Linked DNA regions of Homo sapiens: region 2 is linked to region 1. A link is an interaction called in ENCODE POLR2A ChIA-PET data of the cell type or tissue named here. Cell type or tissue: Panc1. All regions are shown on one strand.

The links. ChIA-PET counts read pairs that join two places held together with the same protein. Peaks named below come from ENCODE experiments on the same cell type or tissue, not always from the same donor. Only the 100,000 strongest peaks of a DNase experiment are listed, where the experiment ranks them.
Region 2: POLR2A ChIA-PET joins it to region 1 with 5 read pairs; 2 of 35 experiments call an interaction of 5 or more read pairs at or near these places.

What each region holds. Positions count from the first base shown.
Region 1 is chr17:81,820,956-81,825,955 of GRCh38, reverse strand. It overlaps MCRIP1 (MAPK regulated corepressor interacting protein 1), which reads left to right. Exons shown (of 5, transcript NM_207368.5): 2 at 1,402-1,457; 3 at 1,551-1,669; 4 at 2,443-2,544; 5 at 2,645-3,595. The coding sequence starts at 1,450. The coding sequence ends at 2,709. Among named protein-coding and RNA genes, the nearest start is that of MCRIP1, 9.8 kb to the left of the region's middle. RefSeq lists enhancers at 1-4, 3,869-4,163 and a silencer at 1,675-1,898. In Panc1, a CTCF peak has its summit at 4,029 (motif pointing left); no DNase peak of the experiment used is centred here; H3K27ac peaks cover 219 bases.
Region 2 is chr17:82,262,212-82,267,211 of GRCh38, reverse strand. CSNK1D (casein kinase 1 delta) reads left to right here. Exons shown (of 9, transcript NM_001893.6): 2 at 1,416-1,526. Among named protein-coding and RNA genes, the nearest start is that of CSNK1D, 9.0 kb to the left of the region's middle. RefSeq lists an enhancer at 796-1,527. In Panc1, no CTCF peak of the experiment used is centred here; no DNase peak of the experiment used is centred here; H3K27ac peaks cover 127 bases.

The DNA.
Region 1 (5,000 bases):
CCTGTTACCTGAGCTCTGCCTTTCTCTGTAACGGGAGCTTCCCAGCAGGCAGCATGTCCCTGTGGGACCCTCAACCCAAACAGGCCTTTCCCTCCGTGCTCTGGTGTTCGTGGGCTGGAGTCCCTGGCAGGAGGACTGGGCAGAGAGACCCCAGAGTCCAAGAAAGGAGAGGTGACTTTGTGAGCAAACTGGGTGCTGCCGTGGGTGGGGAGCCCCTGGCCCTTTTTGGACCTCACTCCTGGCCTGGGATGGGGCACAGAGTTCCAGGGCTGGGAGCTGGTTTTCTGCTCTTTGCTGGTTTTGCCCTTGAGCCGTGGGATTCTTATCACGTGGTGTTTGAGGGCTGGACCATTGACATGAGGCGGAATGAGCCAGAGAGGACTCGAAGCCTCAGTGCTCCTGGCCCTCTGTGAGGGCTGCAGCCGTGTGCCCTGGAGTATCTGCAGCCTTGGGCCTCTGGGTGGGCAGGGGAGTTGCTTGTGCTCAAAGCCCCCTCCTGGGAATCCTGGGACTCCCCTCCCCCAGAACCTGGAGTTGCCCCCTCTGGAGCAGGGCAGGCTGGAGACCAGCCCTGTCAGCTTCCCCACCTTGGGGTTGTGTGTCCTCAGCTGGAGTGGGGACACTGTCCAGCCTGCCAGTGTGAGCGTCTGAGCCTCAAAATAGACTCCATTTTTCCAGAGCCGTGGATTCCCCTGGGCTGGGAGGCCATAAACGGGCGGCAGCCCAGGGTCTTGGTCACCAGGTCAGGCCCAGCAGCTTCCTCCAGGGCCACCCCCTCTGCCCACCAGGGGAGCTGGAGTTTGGTTCCATCTCCAGGGTACTGATGTGGCTCATGCTCTAGGGAACCAGGAAGCTGGACCTGGGTAGGTGCCGGGGAGCTGGGATCACCTTTAGGAAGCTCATCCCCGTTTTACAGAAAGGAAATCAAGGCTCAGCAGAAGCCGTGTGCCCAGCCCTGCACCAGGGAGAGCAGGGTCAGTTAGCTGAGGGGCTGCAGGCCCTCTGCTGCAGTGAGAGGCAGCTGGACATCAGAGATGCTGACGGCCCCACCAGCCCACGTGGGGAGGGGCTCTGGCCACAGTGCTCCCGGTGCTGGGGCTGAGGCCTCCACGTCTGAGCCTGAGACGTGGAGGATCAAGGCCGCTGAGCGGGCTTGATCGCTTCAAGTTGTGTGTGTGTCTGGCTCGTCTGGCCAGCTCTCTGCTACCTCGTAGGGTTGCCTGGAGCCCACTGGCTGCCTGTGGCTGGACCCCAGCCTGTGGGGGACACCCTGGTAGGCAGAGGGACCATGCACTTTGTTCACATCTGAAGGGAGGAGGCAGGTGTGCCCTGCGCCTCCCCCTCCTTCTGTGCTGGAGAGGGTGGCCCTGCGTCCCATGCCTGCGCTGGCTTCTGTTTCAGAGGCTGAGGGGATCTGGCGGTGGAGCGCTAGGATCAGACGCCCCCGCGATGACCAGGTGGGTCTCAGGCAGGTGGGCTGGTCTCCACCGGGGCGGGTTGTGGGCTCCCACCCTGCTGTGTGCCCTGTCTCATGCGCCAGGCTCCCCCAGCTCCCCCGTCTCCAGAGTCGTGTACAACGGCAAGAGGACCAGCAGCCCCCGCTCCCCACCCAGCAGCAGCGAGATCTTCACCCCAGCCCACGAGGAGAACGTCCGCTTCATTTACGAAGGTGGGTGCGCCTGCCACACACAGCTCCTGCCCTGTCCTTGACGGAGTCAGCTCTGCCCCCAGCCCAGGACCCACGCTCCGAGGAACCTCCTGCGGCCCCTGCCCCTGCCCCTCCAGGGCACAGATAGCCCCATCACTGTGTCCACAGCCTTCAGGGCCCAGGCGGGTAGGGGTGGCCGAGGGGACCTTGTGTAGAGAGGAGACCTGGTTCTGATCATGGGGGGAGCCCGGGAGGAGGGGCTGGGGGTGGGCCATGCCACAGATAGAGGCCGCACTGGGAGCCAGTCATCCATGCTAGCAGCACTGGAGGAGTTTGCTGGGGAAAGGGAGGGGCCTTTGAAGACAGACAGGCACGCATCCAGCCATGAACGGGCGTGTTGCAGAAGTGGCCGGGAGGTGGTTGTCTGGGATTAGGGGAGTGTGCCGTGTGCTGGGGCCGGGGAGGTGCGTGGATGAGGTGGGAAAGATAGAGGCCTAGCTGAGGAGGATGCGCTGCCTCCGAGGCGCAGGGAAGCCTGGGGTAGGGTCATAGGGGTCCCTCTGACCACAGTCCTGGTCATCTTGCGGGGAAGGGACAGGCCTGCCAGAGGAGCGGGGACGGGGTCTGCAGGTGAGTGAGGCTGGGGTGGGCAGAGGGCTGTGGGGGAGCATGGAGGACACTTCTGAGGGAGAAGAGGATCTGGGAGGGCAGGAGCTGAGGGCAGGCACTCTCGTGACGTGGATGCCACCCCCTGGGGCAGGGGGCCCTGAGCACACCACTCTCTGCCTCTGCAGCCTGGCAGGGTGTGGAGCGAGACCTGCGAGGCCAGGTGCCGGGTGGCGAGCGGGGCCTGGTGGAGGAGTATGTGGAGAAGGTCCCTAACCCCAGCCTGAAGAGTGAGTGGGGGCTGACCTGGGGGCAGGGCTGGGCCGGCAGGCCGGGCCTCATGGGCAGGAGGGGCCTGTGCCCACCACCTACCGCGTTGTCCCCTGGCAGCCTTCAAGCCCATCGACCTGAGTGACCTGAAGCGCCGGAGCACGCAGGATGCCAAGAAGTCCTAGAGCGCCCGGTGCCCCTCCCCGGCCTCCGGAAGATCAGGGTGCGAGGTGTCGGTTCCCTCCTGTCCTGTGGTCCTGCCCCTGGGATGGGGGTGCCTTGCTCCAGCGGGCTGCAGATCCCAGCACTGGCGTGACTGACGGCTGAGGCCTGCCTCTCCTTCCCAAGCCCCCTTCCTTCATCCTTGGGGGTCTCAGGCTGCCCCCATCATGGGGGTCTGGGCCCTGCCCACCCTCCTGCCCTCCCCCAGCCACCTGGCTGCATTTTTGAAGCTGCCTGGCCCCCAGGGGCCCTGACCTGACCTCTCTCCTCTCCCCTCACCCTCCTGCCCCTGGCCACTGCAGGATCAGGAGGGGAGAAGAAGGAGCCTCTGCTGCCTCCCAGGCTGCTGGGACTGGGCTGGTTTTGTCCTTGAAGTGGTCAGGATACAGGACAAGGGCAGCCCCACCCCATCCAGCCTGGGCTCCCCGCAGACCCTTGCTGCTCCCGTGGCCTGGACACGCTGGGGAGCTTCTCACACCTACCCCTACCGTCCAGCCTGGCCTCTTCCCTGAATCAGCTTCAAGATGGCACCAGCTCTTTGGGCCTAGGATACTGCCGGGCCCCCCAAGGGGGTCCCCAGCAACCAGGCCTGGCCTCCTGGTGTCTGCGGTCACAGTGGCCCCTGGGCAGGGGCACCCAGGCTGACCCTGAGGTGCTGCTGCTGGGTCTGTCTTGGCTCTGGGGTGTGCTGGGAGGGTCACCAGGTCCCTTTTCCTTCCTGTGCCCTCTGAAAGCTAAGTGTCTGTGTGGCTGTGGAGCTCGAGGGTCTGTGAATAAAGGCGGCGGCACTGGGCGTGGCCTCTTGGTGGTCTGTCAGGCCTCTGCCCCTGCGGCACACATGCACAGCCAGCTCCCGGGCAGGGCTGGAAACCCCAGATCATGGCGAAGGCTTCTCAAGCCCAGAAATTCTCAGTCTAAGCCACTGGGCGTGCTCAGGTCTCCTAGGGCAGGTGGTGGCAGGGAGGGCATTCTGGAGGGAGAGGCTGGGCTGCCTGATATCACTACCCTTGTTCTGCCACAGGGGCTGCCCAGGGGGCCGCAGAGGTAGTAGGCACCACCCTGAACCCACCCTCTGGGGCACTGTGGCCCCTCTAGGAGCTGGCTCCTCCCCTGTCCAGAAGAAGGGGGTGCCGCTGGGCCCAGGAGAGAGCCACGTGCACTTGACCTTCAAACCTGCAAGCTGCCCTGGCAGGCCAGACAGGGAGCTCTATTCCTGTTCCTGTTGGAAGCGAAACCAGAATTTATTCCAGGAACACGCTTTCCCAGAAGAGTGGCCCCACAGGCGCCTCCTGGTGGGTGGGCTGGTGCAGGAGATGCTGGCGCAGGGCTGGCCTCCCCGGGGAGGAGGAGCAGGGGAGGGTGTTCCAGTAATAAACCAGCCCAGCTGCCGCCTGGCAGCCAGTGTGCACAGCAGTACCCAGCCCCGAGCCAACTCCCTGTAAACACACGGCCTTACCTGGCCCCCATGGGGCCTGTGAGTCCTTCGAGGAGCGTTTCGAGTGCCCACCAGGCTAGGGTGACCCAGGCTGCCTCCCCCTGTTGAGCCGATGCAGCCTGGGGAACACCACCACGGGGATGAGGGGCGGGCGGCTCACAGCGGTCCTCATGCCATGTGCCTTCCACTCACCGAGCCTCTTGGGGACAAGGCCCTGCCCTGTGCACCTTCTGTACAGTGGTAGCTGCAAGGGCCAGCAGAGGTCCTGCAGTGGGGGGCCCACTCAAACATGGGGTTCCCAGATTCCCAGGAGGAGGAGGGGTGGGCTTGAGCCCTGGCCAGGCCATTGCTACACCGTGGCTGTGAGCAGGTTGGAGTCAGCCTTGGTTTCTTCAGGTGGTGATGACTACATCATGGGTGGCGCAGTGCTTGGTGCTGCTACCCCCACGAGTCACCGTGTGGGTGCACTTGACAAGGTGCTGAGCCTCACACAGCAAGCGCGACCCTCAGCCTTCGGTGGGGAGTCTGGGCTCTGCAGTCTGGGGCCTGGCACACGGCCAGCCTGCCTCAATTTACCCCTCTGGGTTTTCTGGTTTTTGGTGTTTTTGTTTGTTTGTTTGTTTGTTTTTGAGACGGAGTCTTGCTCTGTCACCCAGGCTGGAGTGCAATGGTGTGAGCTTGGCTTACTGCAACCTCCACCTCCTGGGTTCAAGCGATTCTCCTGCCTCAACCTCCCGAGTAGCTGAGACTACAGGCGAGCGCCACCATGCCCGGCTGACTTTTTGTATTTTTAGTAGAGACAGGGTTTCACCGTGTTAG
Region 2 (5,000 bases), 440 kb before region 1:
CTAGCCAAGTTGCTTTGCCCAGCACCACAGTCTCTCAGGGAAGGAAGTCTCCCAGGGCTTTGTCTGGGCTGCTGAAGCTAGTGTGAATTCTTTTCCACATAGCCACGCTGTTGGGAAGGATCCAGTGTCCTTTTTTTTTTTTTTTTTTTTTTGAGACGGTGTCTCGCTCTGTCACCCAGGCTGGAGTGCAGTGGCGCGATCTCGGCTCACTGCAAGCTCCGCCTCCCAGGTTCACGCCATTCTCCTGCCTCAGGCTCCCAAGTAGCTGGGACCACAGGTACCCACCACCATGCCCAGCTAATTTTTTGTATTTTTAGTAGAGATGGGGTTTCACCGTGTTAGCCAGGATGGTCTCAATCTCCTGACCTTGTGATCCGCCCGCCTTGGCCTCCCAAAGTGCTGGGATTACAGGCGTGAGCCACCGCGCCCGGCCGATTCCAGTGTCTTATACTCTGAAGGGACTCGTGAGGGAAGAGGAGAGAGCTGGGTATGTACTGTGTGCAGCTTCTTTTTCTCTCCTGTTCGGTTAAAGCTCCTTGGATGCCTCATGCAGTGGATTTGGGGAAGGCTTTGGGCCAGATTCAAACTCAGGAGCATTTGTGGGTGAACCTGAGAGGGATGGTGGTTGTCACATTTGTCATTTATTGGAGTAAAGCAGAGATGGAACATTTCTAGATAAAAAGTGTAATTTTGCCTCCAAACTCATAGTCCGATCGTCATGGTATTAGATGTGTCATTGGTTTTAGCCATAGACTGATGAAAGATGTGTGACCGGTGCGTGTTGGTAGGTGGTACATTTAGGGCGTTGAAAACAGGCGATTCTTCTGGCTTTGTGTCCCCAGGAAGGGAGAAGGGCCTCCCTCCGCCTGGTGGAGGGTGTTTGCCTGCAATAGGTTGGCTAGAGATGACTCCCGCTGCCTGTGATGCCAGGCCTGGGTGGACTGGGACTGTGGCTATTGGGTAAAAACCTAGCCCTTCCTCAGGGGGAAACTCAAACCACCCCCTCGGAGGCCTATCAGGCAGCATGGAGAAAAGGGAATGGCACCGTGGAGCTCTACCACAGGCTGTCTGGGGCGGGCAAGTGCAGGGGCCTTGGGCAGGGCTGATGGGAGGATGCAGACCAGAAGGGCCACTGTGGAGAGGGAGCTGCAGCACCTGAAGACTGGTGGGCGGGTGATGGAAGCCACATAAACTTTCTGTGCAGTTCAAATTCGTCCTGTTGTGAAAATGGGAATATGGATAACTTCCCCCAGAGATGTGTCAGCCGATTAGCCCGCCTTACTATGCTAGGAAGGAGAACACATCCCTCACTTGGTCCTTCATGGAAAACACATAGTGCTTGTTGTTTCTCCAGCATGTTGGGTTATTTGGTGGATACCAGGTAATTCCTGTTGTGGTTTTCTTTCTTTGCCAAGGTACGGACATTGCTGCAGGAGAAGAGGTTGCCATCAAGCTTGAATGTGTCAAAACCAAACACCCTCAGCTCCACATTGAGAGCAAAATCTACAAGATGATGCAGGGAGGAGGTAGGTCTTTACCAGTCACAGAGCAACACCAGGGTTCTGTTTGACAAGGGAGAACAGCAACTCAGCATTGCTGGTTAAAATAAACCCAAAACTGGTTCTGGGCAAAAGGGAGGGAAGTGTTCTCCACACCCTGACAAAGCAGTCACAGCTTCCTTCAGAGAGTCTTGGGTCCAGAGACCCTCCCTCAACACAAAGAAACATCTTATGGGCCGGGCATGGTGGCTCACGCCTGGAATCCCAGCACTTTGGGAGGCCAAGATGGGTGGATCATTTGAGGTCAGTAGTTTGAGACTAGCCTGGCCAACGTAGTGAAACCCCGTCTCTACTAAAAATACAAAAATTAGCCAAGTGTGATGGCGTGCACCTGTAATCCCAGCTGTTTGGGAGGCTGAGGCAGGAGAATCGCCTGAGTCTGGGAGGCAGAGGTTGCGGTGAGCCGAGATCACGCCACTGCACTCCAGCCTGGGCGACAGAGTGAGACCCTGTCCCCCCCAAAAAAAAAAAAAATCTTATACCATCTTGTCCTTTTGTTTAAATTTTGCTTCATATTGGGTCATGGTTTCTGAAATCAAGAGTGTGTGTGAATAGGCCAGACGCAGTGGCTCACACCTGTAATCCCAGCACTTTGGGAGGCCGAGGCAGGCGGATCACGAGGTCAGGAGCTCGAGACCATCCTGGCTAACACAGTGAAACCCCGTCTCTACTAAAAATACAAAAAAAGTTAGCCGTTCGTGGTGGCGGGCGCCTGTAGTCCCAGCTACTTGGGAGGCTGAGGCAGGAGAATGGCGTGAACCCGGGAGGCAGAGCTTGCAGTGAGCCCAGATAGCGCCACTGCAGTCCAGCCTGGATGAAAGAGCGAGACTCCGTCTCAAAAAAAAAAAAAAAAAAGATTTTGTGTGAATTTCAATGCATGCTCCCCGTGGTGTCGTGTGCCCCTCAGTGGTCACTGGAGCTGTTGCCAGTGGCACGTGTGTTGCTCAGTGGGGCCTTCCTGATGTGTGATCCCTGAGTGAGGCCTCTGCTCCTTCGCATGCTTTGCTTATAGCTTGGGGGAAGTCCCTTCATACTCTCTGGGCTCGTTTTCTCCGAGCAAAACAAGGGTTTTGAACTTGGCGACCATCATGACCTCTTCCAGCTCAGTTACTGTCCCAGTTCTGCGAGCCCTCAGCCCAGGGCCTTAGGTACCTGGTGTTCCACGGTGGGCCAGGTGTGGAGCAGAGCGCTCCTGTCCTCCCCTCAGAGTCCAGCTCTTGCGAGTTCCCTGGACTTTCAAACAGTTGGGCTGATGGAGCAGGAGGGTATTCTCTGCGGGGATTTCAGAGCCATGAAGCGTGTGTCTCAACAGCAGAGCTTCGGTCTGGCAGGAGCCCTCTTTGGGAACAGAGCTTTTTGTCTGAAGAGTGGCTGTGCCACGTCTGTGGAGCCCTCCCAGTGAGAAGGCTCCGCGGCACATTTGTAGGTGGATGGTTGGGTGAGTCCCCTTGGGCAACTGGCCAAAGGAAAACCTGTTCAGGGCCTCTGTTAGCCCTTTTGTCACGGGAAAGGGAGGACTGTTGATTTGATTCTTTGACATCTTTTCTCAGCACAAGCACGTAATCTGTGCTACTACAAGAAACCGACGTTTCTAAGTTTATGTGACACAAAATATCTTTGGCAGCACCTGTGGTCCTGGGGAACCCGTTACAGAGAGGGGCACCCAGTGTGTCCCATCACGGGCCTCACGTGACCAGAGGAGGCCACAGGAATGAAAAATCCCATCACCAACCCAGGGAAAGCTCAGCAGAGACTCCGCCCTGGGAGCCTGTCTGGCGGCCCTTGGTGGTGGACTGGCTTCTCAAGGGCCTGGAGCCTGCATTGCCTTGAAGGTGTGACGAGCCAATAGAGCAGGGTGGTGCGGGGTGTGGCCTTGGCCTGCGGGAGCCTGGTGCTGGGGTCAAGTAAAACCTGCAAGCTTAAAAACACCTTAAGTTTTTACGAGAGATGTCTCCAGGAGAACTTGCAAGCCAGGGGTACACAAGGGCAAAGGGAAGAAAGCCAGTCCTTAGAAGCCCGGGATGGTCACTGGGGAAGCCAACCCTGAACCAAAAAGTGCTACGTGGTTCCGGACAGGACTTCTCCACTCGGCACTAGTGCCATTTGTAGTGGTGCGTTCTCTGCATGGTAGATGTTGGCAGCACCCCTGCCCCTAGTTGTGATACTCAAAACTTTCTTCAGACAGTGCTGAAGGCCCCTGGCAGGCAAAGTTGCTTCCCCTGTGGCCGCTGGCTTAAGAGAGTAAAGAAGCCTGCACCTTCATGTTCCTGCCCATGGCACCTTCTCTAGGATCCTGGAAACCAAATAGGATTTCAGAAATGGTTTTTCTCCCATTTGGGCTTCGAGCGCATTGCCATGTCCCTGACCATTCCAAAATGTAGGTCAGGTCTTCTGTGTTAAATGCACAGACACCTGGTGGATACTGTCAAGGTTTTGGTTTTTGTTTTTGTTTTTTGTTTTTTGTTTTTGTTTGGAGACAGAGTCTCACTCCGTTGCCCAGGATGGAGTGCAATGGCGCAATCTTGGCCCACTGCAACCTCCGCCTCCTGGGTTCAGGCCATTCTCCTGCCTCAGCCTCTGGAGTAGCTGGGATTACAGGCATGAGCCACCCTGCCTGGCTAATTTTTGTATTTTTAGTAGAGATAGGGCTTCACCACGTTGGCCAGGCTGGTTTTGAACTCCTGATCTCAGGCGATCTGCCCACCTTGGCCTCCCAAAGTGCTGGGATTATAGGCGTGAGCCATCGCGCCCGTCAGATACTGTAAAGATCTAAAGATCTGCATTTTAGAAAACAAATGATGTCCGAGAAGGCAAAAGGCCTAATTCTGGTGGTGGTTCTTGAATTCACTTTGAGACTAAACCGGGGAGTTGACAAATAATGGGAAGAAATTGTTTCATCCAGAAGCCACCAGATCTTGCCACTGCCATTCTTGTGCAGTGTCTGCTATGGATGATGCAGATTGTCCCCTTGTGCAGATTGTCCTGTTATGGGTGGTACAGATTGTCCCCTTGTGCAGTGTTTGCTGTGGGTGGTCCAGATTGTCCTGCTATCTCTGAAAAAAAGGGCAGCAAGCACCACTCATTGCGGTTTTCCTTCCTTTCACGTGAAAGTCAAGTGGTGGTGCCAGGTTCTGATCTTTACGTTTGCTTGATGGATGCTGCCTTCCAGGAGAAAGCTCCACAGCGAGTGCATTCTGTTCTCTGCAGCTTGGGAAGAATGAGCCTTAAAAACACACTGGTCACTGCCCATAGCAGCCCTGGGCAGTGGGTACTGAGCTCTTCAGCCTTATGTTGCAAATGAGGAAACTGGGTTTAGAAGGCTGTGTAACTTCACAGAGGACAGACTTGAACTTGGGCATTCTAGCCCCCCAGGCTACTGCTGAAGCAGCTGTCTGCTCCCAGAGAAGGAAATGGCGGCCACCCTACGTGGCCTTCAGCTGT